Regions from separate parts of the Homo sapiens genome. Here regions 1 and 3 are each linked to region 2. Evidence: chromatin contacts called from ENCODE Hi-C or POLR2A ChIA-PET data. All regions are on one chromosome and are shown on one strand. The core of a region is the stretch at or near the end of the contact, and the rest is flanking DNA. Distances in the headings are between cores, read along the strand shown. Region 1 overlaps FOXP1 (forkhead box P1). Region 2 overlaps FOXP1 (forkhead box P1). Region 3 overlaps FOXP1 (forkhead box P1).

Region 1 (3,894 bases), core at 1,292-3,791, 440 kb before region 2:
TAATGCAGCCCAGTGAAATGCTGTTGAAATAAAAAGGGCTATGGAAAATGTGGAGACATCAGGAACGGTTATGAACGTTGGCATGTGTCATTTTTCCAGACCGAAATTGATGCAAATATAAAATCTTGCTAAAATACAGCTATAAAAACAACAGGCTACTATAAATATAGATTGTTTGGTAGGATTGAATTTTTATTACTTTTTCTTTAATTTTTTGGTAGACTGCCCTAGTTTCCATTATTCTATAACCATCCTAAGTTGAGACATCAAAAACTGGCAGCATCTCTTAGCCAGTGAGCTGACACTGAGACTCAGGAGCAGTAGTGGGTCTCTGTGAATAGAAACTGAATCAGAGGTGGAGAGAAACAAATACCTGATTTAAAAAAAAAAAAAAAAAAAAAAAAAAACCAGAATCATAAGGAGTGCCCTTTATGAAGACGGGTATAAGAGAAAAAAAATAATGCTAACTTCAGTTGATTTTTATTCTTCTTCAAGACTATAATATAATTTTCTTATCTGTAATAGGCAGAATTCTACTGAAACACATATTAAATCTGAGGATTAATATATTATTTGGGGGAAATGTATATCACCATAAAAACGAGAATAGAATTACACAGTCAAGACACATCATGGATGGAAAACACATTTGGAAAGAATGTGACCCTGTTCATGCATCTCCAAAGACCCACCCTTGATAGGATTGAGTTTAAGTCTATCAAACACAATGTACCTCTTGTTTATCACCATATGGAAGAAGCGCATAAAAAGCAGACGTGAAGAGATTTAAAAAACCTTCCAAAAATAAAGCAAGAAAATCCAAAGCAGAAAAGGAAAAGTAGAGCGCTTCCTTTCTGCCTGTGAGAGACGGAGAGCATTTCAACAGCTGATTCCAGCCTCGAAGTATACAGCACACATAAAATAAATACAGGTCACAAAAATTAACAAATCATCATAACTGTCTAATACATCCTGGGCTGGCTGCGGAAAAACAAGATCATTCTGGATTTATATCTGTAAGTATGGGATTTCCTGGACAGCTAATATCCACAAACAATCAAACACAGGAGGAACACGGGGGAAAAAGGCAGCATTATTTCAAATTTGAGCTGAGAGTCGTGATTTGTAAAGGGCTGAACAGGAACTGGAGTTGAAATTTGAAGCAAGGAAATTCTTGTACTAGGCACTGATGGACACTTCTCTGTTTCTCTTGGCTCCGTACAGGTTTTTAGGTCACTGGGTTTTGAACGTAATGCCAAATGAGAATCTCGCTAGTACAGAAGCTTTGAAAATGACAACTAACTTAATCTCTCAATTTAAATAAAATAATAATAATAAAAAAATCTAATGATACTTCACTCAAGAGTCAGAGCTTTTTATGAGACCTGTTGCCAATATTAGTGTCTTGGAATGATCTCATCTTTCATCCTGGCTAAATTCCAACACACAATTTCATTAACCCAGGTACCGCAGGTGATAAAACTCATTTTTCCCTAAAGAGACAGCTAAAAAGTACCAGTTATACGTTTATGAAGTACCAGCAATCAAAATTATGGATTTTCTAAAAGGTTTTTAACTACTTTTATTGAAAGGAAAATCGCTGTCTCAGACTTTTGTGACACTATTGCTAATAATAAATTTTACCATTTAGACATGGCCATAATATGGTAGACAGTGTCAATAAAAGTATGGAGCAAAGATGATCCCTGTCTTTTAAGTAATGCCTTCTAATTACATGCCGGAAATGATCACATGAAATACCTAAGCTAACTAATGGCTCTTAAAATATAAGAACACTCAACAATGCATCTACAGTGATATAGATGTACCGCATGCACATATGCAGTTATATGTAGAATTAATTGCATAAGTAGACATTCAAAAAATTTTCCAATGTTTTCAAAGCCTACAAGAAAAATTTAAATTTAATTTGCATTTCTAACTAAAATCTGTTTGTTGAAAAAAAATGCGTTCAAATGTTATTTGCTTCCTTTTGAGCAAAGAGGTGGCACTGGGCCTGTTATCTTTGGCAAACTTGTCTAAACTTTTCTATCTAATATTCTATATATCACTAGAGGGCACTGTGGTATTTAGGCCACTTTGACCTCTTCGAGTACTAAGAAAGGTCTTGAACTCCTAAGCAATGTCAGAAAGGTTAAAAAAGACATTAAAAGGGGGAAAAAATTTTTTTTGGTAACACCCTATTTTTATTTTTCTAAAACCAATAAAAAATGCATGATAAGTAGAAAAGTCAAATTCATAAAAATATACAGCTCATTTTGCAATACTCAAAGACTTGTCACCTCAGATCTGATGGGGAAAATTTTCATCCTCATCTTCTCGAGATTTAAATTGTGAGGCTGGAATTTGATTTGCATACATCCACAATTATAGACAGCTATTCCCTCTACATGGCTGAAGTCTCCTACACTAACTAGAGGTAATTTCACTGCAGAACATTCAGGCGTGCAAGCCGAGAGCCACAAATGGGTTTGAAACAATTTATGATATCCGGCCTCCTTCGACATGTATTAGCATATACCTGGTTTCTTTAACATACACTTTGTTTTTCCAAAACCACAAACATAGTTGCTGGAATTTCATGTGGAAGTGCTTAAGGGGCTGAAAGTTAACACCTTTGTGATCCACGCTGCCTCATGGTGGCTGTTAAACAAAAGCCTCTTTGTCGAGGCTTTCTTGAAGTGTTTTCTTAACATGTTCCAAGTAGTTTTAGGCAGGGAACTAAAGTAAACAAGATGTTACCATGATAAAAACACTTGTGAAAACATTACAGAGCACACTTAGTAGTTTCTTTCACACAAAACTCTTCACAGTTTTGAAAAGTAAAATTCACAGAAAAAAATTTTAAAAAGCAAGTTACCAATGAAATGTCCTCTACTGTCTACAGCCCTCGACCTTTCGGGAAGGGTCAAAGTTCCATTTCTGGGCATTTTCTTCAACATTTCTCTGTCTTCCATTACAGCACATATACAGTTTATTTTGGCTTTCATAAATTACATACATCTAACAAGCAAGGGAATTTTTGTTTTGTTCTGCATGAAGTTTTTCTCCCTGAGAAATCACCAAAAGAAAAAAAATTCTTTTCAAATAGGATACTAAGCAAGGATACAAATGATACTTTTAGTAGACGTTATACAAGTGGTCACTTAAAAGAAAAACTAGGAGAAATGGAAACATTTTCCCCCAAGCACATAAGAGTACCTGGTGTTTGTGAAACTATGGGCCTGCATTTGATTTTACCTTCTAAGTTAAAAACAGGGAAATGTGGTCAGGATTTAACCTTCAAATCTACTCCTCATTTTGCCAATGCATTACATGAGCATTAAAAAAAGGGAGGGGGAGGAAAGGGAAGAATTACAAATCCACGTTTTTACTAGTGAAGATTGTGTCTTTCACCTGGTTTGAAAAGAAGAAAAAAGAAAGGACTCAAGTGGGGAGAAGATGGAAGAACGCCGATGAGCTTCACACCACTCTGGATGATACGGGACTTGTTTTTGTTTTTCTGTTATCGGAGGATGCCAAGCAATGCAGGGCTGGACGATTTCATTAGAGTTAGCAGGAGCACCTGCTGCTATCAGTTAGCACTAACAAATGCAACAGTCACATGATAACTCATGGTTGATAGATTAAAAAAAAATCAACACTAAAACTGCAAGTTGTTTTCAGAAGAAACAGGGAAATAAATGCATACAATAGACTGGGTATCTGCTGATTCTGATAAAGCGTCCCTCTGTTGGCGGTGAGGGAAAGACAACAGGATGGTTATTTGTACAGTATTTATCTTTGAAATCAAGGGCCCTGTGGTATACCTCACCTTGGGAACAAATGCTGCAGAATGATCACAGAAAAGTGTCAAATCTCTGGTTTTGATTT
Region 2 (3,527 bases), core at 440-2,939:
GGTGATTTCCTCTGAATCTTGAGAACGTCCAGCTGATTTTAGTGAAATTATTCATGCAAGTCTCGCGCAGTGAGTTGGGTGCTGGGATGTCTGGAGAAAGCTACATGGGCACGGAGGTCCTCTCTGTCGTCAGTATCATCCTGCACCAAACTAGCCGCGGCCCCAGTAATAATGCCACAGAGAAGCTTCCTCCATTCCATGGTCTTGGTTTTTTCTTTTGTTTTTGTTTTTTTGACAACAATCACAGTCACTCCCACGTCTGGATTTGTCAAAAGCCCAGGCCTGCTCCATCAGGAAAACCAGGGAGAAGGGGATTGCAGGCGGAGTTGCCTGCTCAAAAAAATGAAAGCATGCAGATTGTCAGGCCCCACTTGGGACTTAATCTGAATCTCTGAGGGTGGGGCTCCAGCACCTGCAGTTTTTATTTAAATCTTTTTTTATTTTTTTTTTATTTTTTTGAGACATAGTCTCGCTCTGTCACCCAGGCTGGGCTGGAGTGCAGTGGCGCGATCTCAGCTAACTGCAACCTCTGCCTCCTGGGTTCAAGAGGTTCTCCTTCCTCAGCCTCCTGAGTAGTTGGGATTACAGGCATGTACCACCACACCTGGCTAATTTTTTTGTATTTCTGGTAGAGATGGGGTTTCACCATATTGGCCAGACTGGTCTTGAACTCCTGACCTCAGGTGATCCACCCGCCTCGGCCTCCCAAAGTGCTGGAATCACAGGCGTGAGCCACCACGCCCGGCCCTTATTTTGTTTTTAACTGACACACAATAATTGTATGTATTCATGGGGTACTGTGTGATGTTTTGATACATGTATATTTGGTGTCATGATAAAATCAGAGTAATTAGCTTATCCATCACCTCGAACATTCATCATTTCTTTGTAATGAGAACATTCAAAATACTTTCTTCTAGCTCTTTTGAAATATACAATACTTTATTGTTAATGACAGTCGCCCTACTGTGAACAGGACATGGGCACGTATTCCGCCTATCTAACCGTAACTCTGGGTTCACGTCTGTCGGTCTAACAAGCCCTCCAGGTGACCCTGATGCACACTCGAGTTGGAAAGCCACTGCCTTCTCTCCATGCTTCTCAACAGTCATGACCATCAGAATCGCCTATAGGGCTGGTTAAAACACAGACTGCCAGCCCTCATGCCAGATTTTCTGATTCTGCCACTCTCCCTCCAACAGGGCCCCAGAACCTGCATCCCTAGCAAGCTGCCAAGTGACCTGCTCTAGGGATTTCTGAAACTAAAGAAGGGAGCTGAGTCTCATTTTGTATCCTTTTGTCATTTTTTTCTCACTTGTATATACTTTTAAATAAAGAATGGAGGCTATTTCTCAGCTGATGAGAAAATTCTATAGTATTGTAGGGTGGCCTTATGATGATCCAAGAATATACCAAAATAACCTCTTCAACAGAATACTATTTCCCCTTTTACCCTTCTCTCCCAATATTCTATGAGACCCCCAAAGGCAAAAAGCACCCCACATTTTGGACCAGCAGCTTGGCACTCAGCCTCCTTCAGAGGGGCTTCACCAGCCAGCCCCAGCCCAACTGGTTTCTACCTAAATACTCACTCCCTATGCACTATAGCTACTGACTTTGCCTCAAAGTGATTTCTCTCTCAAACGCCTAGTACATCAACGTCAATTGGCACTGGTTTCTGTTAACGAACAGACTGGCCTGCGCCAACCACAGCTTACCACACGTGTACTCGGCCTACTTCCCTATTTTCAATGCCTAATGATTTTTGCTGCGCCTGAACACATCTGGAGGGAGCCAGGCCCACTGGCTGCCTCTCGTCCCACTCCAGGCCCTCCTACAAAGGTGCACTCAGCAAACCCTCCAAGTACAGACAGGTTCTACAATGTTGCTCCAAGTCAGAGAGGAGGCCTCAAACAATCAAGGATTTTTTTTTTTTTTTTGGAGAAATGATCAAACCCGGGGGTGGGGACAGAACTTCCTGCAAGAAACCGCATCCTGAACAAGCATCACCACGACTCACTGTAAATAAATACTCTCTCCTTGCAGCACTTCCGTCAACTGTCAGGGCCCTGGCTCCAATCGCCTTTCAAGTCCAAACAGGAAAGGGGAGAAAAGAGAGTGAGATGGCAGATAGGAGGTTTAATTTGCTTCTTGCTGCAGTTTTCATTGGTGGGGCGCTTCCAATTCAGCAGGCCTGCCAGCTGCCTGGAATTGCTCCTGGACCCCACTTTTTCCTGTTAACCTTCATAATTGTATTATTACGGGCCAGCCCACAACTGGCCTACCCAAGGCTCAGAGGAGTGCGGCTTCTTCCCTACATCAGATAAGAAGCCAAAATCAAACAGGCCTGCTGCAGACAGAAAGGCAACTGATGTTTGCGAGGGATGCTCTGTACATGCCTCTGCTGTGACTTAACCCAAGGGATTGGGGGGAGTGGGGATGGCCATGGGGACTGGAGGGTAGAGGGTTCAAGAAGGAAATAAGTCAGTGACCTCAATTTTCTGGAAAACGAATGTGAAGGATATCCTTTTCAAAGTGCACAATGTGGCCGGGCAGGGGAAGATGTGCAAGGGAGATCTTTCATTTCAATAACAGCAATAGCAAGTACTTCTGGAGTGCAGACCACGTGGCAGGCATGACATAAATAGCTTCAACATACCTTTAGTCCTTAGTGTTCTCCATGGTACCTGTGAGGGAAGAGCCATAACCCCCATTTTACCAATGAGGAGGCCAAGTGTGGGAGGGCTACAGAAACACAGGCTGCTTCACAAACCGTAAGTGGCAAAAGCAGGAATTCAAACTCAGTTTTGCCTAAATCAGGGCTGCTGTGAACAGCTGGGAAGGAGGTGTACTGCACAACTGAAACGAGTGCCACACACATCTCCAGCAATGTAAATGGCAGCTCAGCAGTGTTTTGCCTGAACCGGAATGGGGCTGATGCTGAAGTCCACATTTTAACCATGGAATATACTGCCTCCCAAAGGTTCTGGAAAATAAAAATGAGCTCTGTCCAGAGCTTCTCAAGAAGTTCTAAGATTCTAAGGTAGTATGAACTCCATGGCTTTCAACCAAGTCAATTTGCCCTATATAAAGGGCCTTTCTTTGTTGAATTCCCTATAATTCAAATTTCCCATTTGTTTCTGTGTTATGTATGCCCCAAGTCTGTTTTTACACAGTATTGAAATTAACAATGCCTGGCATATTAATAATAGATATAAATATCTATCAATAGATATTTATACCTTTTTTTTTTTTTTTGAGATGGAGTTTCACTCTTGTTGCCCAGGCTGGAGTGCAGTGGCGCAATCTCAGCTCACTGCAACCCCCGCCTCCTGGGTTCAAGTGATTCTCCTGCCTCGGCCTCCCAAGTAGCTGCGGATTACAGGCACGTGACCCAACCCCAGCTAATTTTGTATTTTTAGTAGAGATGGGGTTTCACCATATTGGCCAGTCTGGTCTCAAACTCCTGCCGTCAGGTGATCCGCCCACCTTGGCCTCCCAAAGTGCTGGGAATTACAGGTGTGAGC
Region 3 (3,664 bases), core at 435-2,934, 350 kb before region 2:
GTTAGATATAAATATTAAACTACTTATTTTGCCTTAAAATCACTCTGAGATTATCTTTGAAGGTCTTACAGCTTTGAGAATATGCAACTTCCCATTGTTTAGGGGGAAACGCTGGAGGAAATTTGCATAATTTGAGAAAGAAATCGAACTCACCAAATACCTTAGTGCAGTTCATCTCTTTTGTCAATCTCTCTTTCTTATTAGTACAGGCAAATCTTTTAGTGAAGTGAATAATACTTTGGCCAATGACCTTACGCCAAGAGTACACCAGTGCTCAGGTCACATTTTGACCTTTCTTCCATCCAACATAGCTGAAGGATATGACACTTTATAAACAATTACACTGACTTGCTCTTACTCTGATTCTAAATAGGGCTAATGAGGAGGTTGGAATCAGTGGCACCCAACCTCCGAAACAAGCCCCAAAGATTCTCACCATTTGGTATTCATGCCTTGGATAGTACCTTCCAACACCATGTCAGGGCCGGTCTCTGTGACCAATAAATATGGCAGAAGTAATGGTATGTGATTTCCAAGGCTAGGTCACAACTTGGATCACTCTGGGAAAAGCCAGCTGCCACATCACAAGGGCACTGAAGTCACACTATGGAGAGGTCCACAGCCTGAGAACTTGAGGCCTCCTGCTGACAGCCATGTGAGCGAGCCATCTTGGAAGCGGCTCCCCTAGCCCCAATCATGCCCCAGCCTCACATTTTGACTGCAATCTCATGAGATGCTATGAGCCTGAACCACCCAGCTAAGCCACTCCCCTATCTCTGACTCACAGAAAGTGTGTAAAAGAATAAATGTTTAAACTGTAAGACACTAAGGTTTGGAGTAAATAACAGAGTTATCCAAATCTGATCATGAGGGCAGTTGCATGTCATCTGGCTTGCACACACTTTCTTCCTGCAGGAACACTCTTCCCTGCCCCATCCTTGCCACATGGGGATCACTACTACCCACAGTCCTAGTTAAGAAAGAGGAACTCTAATTTTCACAAGGCAGCCAGTTTAAAAAGACATCAGTCTATAATCAGGGTACAAAGATACAAAGAAATCAAGAATTCCAAAATGCCTGGGCTCTAGCTGGGCCACTATAGCGTGCTGTTGCCTTTGAGACTCTGAGGTGAATCTGTTCATGAAACCTTGAGCCACTTAGAAGAGGGATAGACAGCAGACAGGCAGGCTACTGAAATGAGTTGAAGTCCATGGCAAAGTGGGAATGGGCAGCATTTCTCTGCTCCAGATAACTGGTGCTATGTATATTGCTTGAACTTCTGATTTTTTTCTTTTTTAGGAGATGACAGAAAATGAGATTTTCATGGGAAATCTCCAGATTTTTTAAATCTTTGCAAAGAAAAAGAAAGCCTTCAAAAAGTTCGAACCAAAAAAAGGTTAAATGTTGTGTGCATAAACAAAACAGTATCTAGCCTGCGGGCCATCAGTTTGCAATCTCTAATGGGGAATCAATTCCTTACTTTCTTCAACCTTGCTCCCATCATAAAACAAATCTCTCGATTCCTATTTTCAAGAAATTTCATTTTCTAAGCTTCTTTCACATTTTTCTTGGATATTCCCATGTTTTTCAACTAAACAGTACCTCCCTGTTTGTAACAGAGTTGTCACGATGGCTGTTAGAAAACATTTGCCCCGTTTTTCATAAGTGCAGTATGTAATGTGATAATACAGAAGTGAAAGAACAAGTCTCCTGCAGGTGTGAGGAGAACCACCCTTGGGGGGAAAAAGTAACAGGGCAATGAAGAGTAACAAATTACTCAGTCCCCAGGAGAAGCAAGTCAACTCTAACTAGAAGGCTTGATGAAAAGATAATTTTATAATCCATGCTTCCCTTCCCAACACATCAAGACACAATAAAATGAGCATACTCCCTGATCTTCTTTGCATATATGTAACTATAATGTCAAATAAAAAATAACTGTGCAACTGCCTCCTTAAGAGTGCAGGGAAGAACTAGGAGGGGGTCAGAGTGGGGAAGCATGATCATTGCACTCTGTCTTTTCTTCTCAGCAGTTGCACTGCCATTACAGGAGAGCTAGGGTCCTGCACAGAAGACCTACAGAAGTGAACAATTCACTGTAGAATTTGCAACCCATCTGGCATATATCAAAGATTCAGAGACGATAACATAGGTATATGATAACATAGGTATGGCCATTCTAAATGCACTTCGCTCTGAAATGCATAGGGGGTTGACAACTGCCACTCTCTGCCCATCTACTACCATCAGAAAGCCTCAGTATTATATAAAATTCAATTTTTTGTGTGTCCAGACCACTGTAGGATCTCACAAGTAATAACCCAAACCAACATCATCATAATATAATGATCAGAACAACAGCTATAAGAAGGGCAGGTAACATTTTGAGCTACAGGTGCCAGATTCTGTGTGTGTGTGTGTGTGTGTGTGTGTGTGTGTGTATTCTTAAATTAATCCTCTGAATTAATCTGCTGGGTAGACATTTCTACTTTATAGAAGCTCAAAAGTGAGCTTTAGCCCAGGCACGGTGGCTCACGTCTGTAACCCCAGCACTTTGGGAGGCCAAGGTGGGTGGATCACCTGAGGTCAGGAGTTCGAGACCAGCCTGACCAACATGAAGAAACCCCGTCTCTACTAAAAATACAAATAAAATGAGCTGGGCATGGTGGCACATGCCAGTAATCCCAGCTACTTGGGAGGCTGAGGCAGAAGTGCTTGAACCCGGGAGGCGGAGGTTGTAGTGAGCCGAGATCGCACCACTGCATGCCAGCCTGGGTGACAGAGCAAGACTCCGTCTCAAAACAAAACAAAACAAAACAAAACAAAACAAACAAACAAAAAAAAAACTGAGCTTTACTTGGACAAGGTCCCAGAGATGGTAAATGATGGTTTTTAGAATTTGGGTCTATCTACTCCAAAGAGTTACCAAATTAAGCTTAATTGTCTCATCAATATCTCAAGCTCAAGATTAAGGGTAACCCCAAGCTTTTTCCTAACCAGTTAACATATTCAACCAATGAATGTAATGCTATGACATTATGAGTCTAAAATAAAATATAATTCTCAATTATAGAATTATTAATAAAACAAAGACCAATAAACTTCACAGCTGGGAGAGAGGTATGAGAAACACAACTGTAATCAACATTTGGAAATAAGAAACAAAGTTCAAGGATCTGGCTTTTACAAAAGCCAACAGGAAAATCACGATGTAGGCTGAGTGCCATGACTCACGCCTGTAATTCCAGCACTTTGGGAGGCCGAGGCAGGCAGATCACTTGAGGTCAGGAGTTTGAGACCAGCCTGGCCAACATGGTGAAACCCCGTCTCTACTAAAAATACAAAAATTAGCCGGGCATGGTGGCACACGCCTGTAGTCCCAGCTACTTGGGAGGCTGAGGCAGAAGAATCGCTTGAACCCAGGAGGTGGAGGTTGTAGTGAGCTGAGATCGCACCACTGCACTCCAGCCTGGGCGACAGAGTGAGAGACTCTGTCTCAGAAAAAAAACAAAAAACAAAAAAAAACAAAATTAGCTGGGCATGGTGGTGCACGCCTGTAATCCCAGCTACTCGGGAGGCTGAGGCAGGAGAATCGCTTGAACCTGGTGAGTTAGGGAGGAGGTTGCAGTGAGCAAGATGGCATCACTGCACTCCAGCCTGGGTG

Evidence for each region. Hi-C counts contacts between places; a loop is a spot of excess contacts on that map. ChIA-PET counts read pairs that join two places held with the same protein, here RNA polymerase II (POLR2A). Pooled maps may share reads with other maps.
Region 1: a loop to region 2 is called in a map with no recorded cell type, with 6 times the contacts of the local background. The contact joins two enhancer-like sites. A Hi-C loop is called at or near these places in 2 of 168 maps with a recorded cell type or tissue (both naive thymus-derived CD4-positive, alpha-beta T cell), 8 of 37 single-sample maps with no recorded cell type and 13 of 50 pooled maps. POLR2A ChIA-PET finds 5 or more read pairs at or near these places in 2 of 52 experiments (B cell and naive thymus-derived CD4-positive, alpha-beta T cell).
Region 3: a loop to region 2 is called in a map of B cell, with 3 times the contacts of the local background. The contact joins two enhancer-like sites. A Hi-C loop is called at or near these places in 2 of 168 maps with a recorded cell type or tissue (B cell and PC-3), 11 of 37 single-sample maps with no recorded cell type and 11 of 50 pooled maps. POLR2A ChIA-PET finds 5 or more read pairs at or near these places in 5 of 52 experiments (T-cell, activated B cell, activated CD4-positive, alpha-beta T cell and 2 more).

What each region holds. Positions count from the first base shown.
Region 1 is chr3:71,004,935-71,008,828 of GRCh38, forward strand. All of the region lies in intron 12 of FOXP1 (forkhead box P1), which reads right to left. Among named protein-coding and RNA genes, the nearest start is that of FOXP1-AS1, 280 kb to the right of the region's middle. Within about 2 kb of position 2,542, at least 6 of the 41 ENCODE cell types and tissues checked have a DNase peak (open chromatin) inside an H3K27ac peak, as active enhancers do; they include B cell, where a contact is called at or near this core.
Region 2 is chr3:71,442,447-71,445,973 of GRCh38, forward strand. All of the region lies in intron 3 of FOXP1 (forkhead box P1), which reads right to left. Among named protein-coding and RNA genes, the nearest start is that of MIR1284, 98 kb to the right of the region's middle. RefSeq lists enhancers at 1,420-1,529, 1,920-2,059. Within about 2 kb of position 1,690, at least 27 of the 41 ENCODE cell types and tissues checked have a DNase peak (open chromatin) inside an H3K27ac peak, as active enhancers do; they include B cell, where a contact is called at or near this core.
Region 3 is chr3:71,088,692-71,092,355 of GRCh38, forward strand. The region is part of intron 7 of FOXP1 (forkhead box P1); the gene reads right to left. LOC124906247 (a long non-coding RNA gene) reads left to right here. Exons shown (of 2, transcript XR_007095956.1): 2 at 1-24. Among named protein-coding and RNA genes, the nearest start is that of FOXP1-AS1, 200 kb to the right of the region's middle. Within about 2 kb of position 1,685, at least 2 of the 41 ENCODE cell types and tissues checked have a DNase peak (open chromatin) inside an H3K27ac peak, as active enhancers do; they include B cell, where a contact is called at or near this core.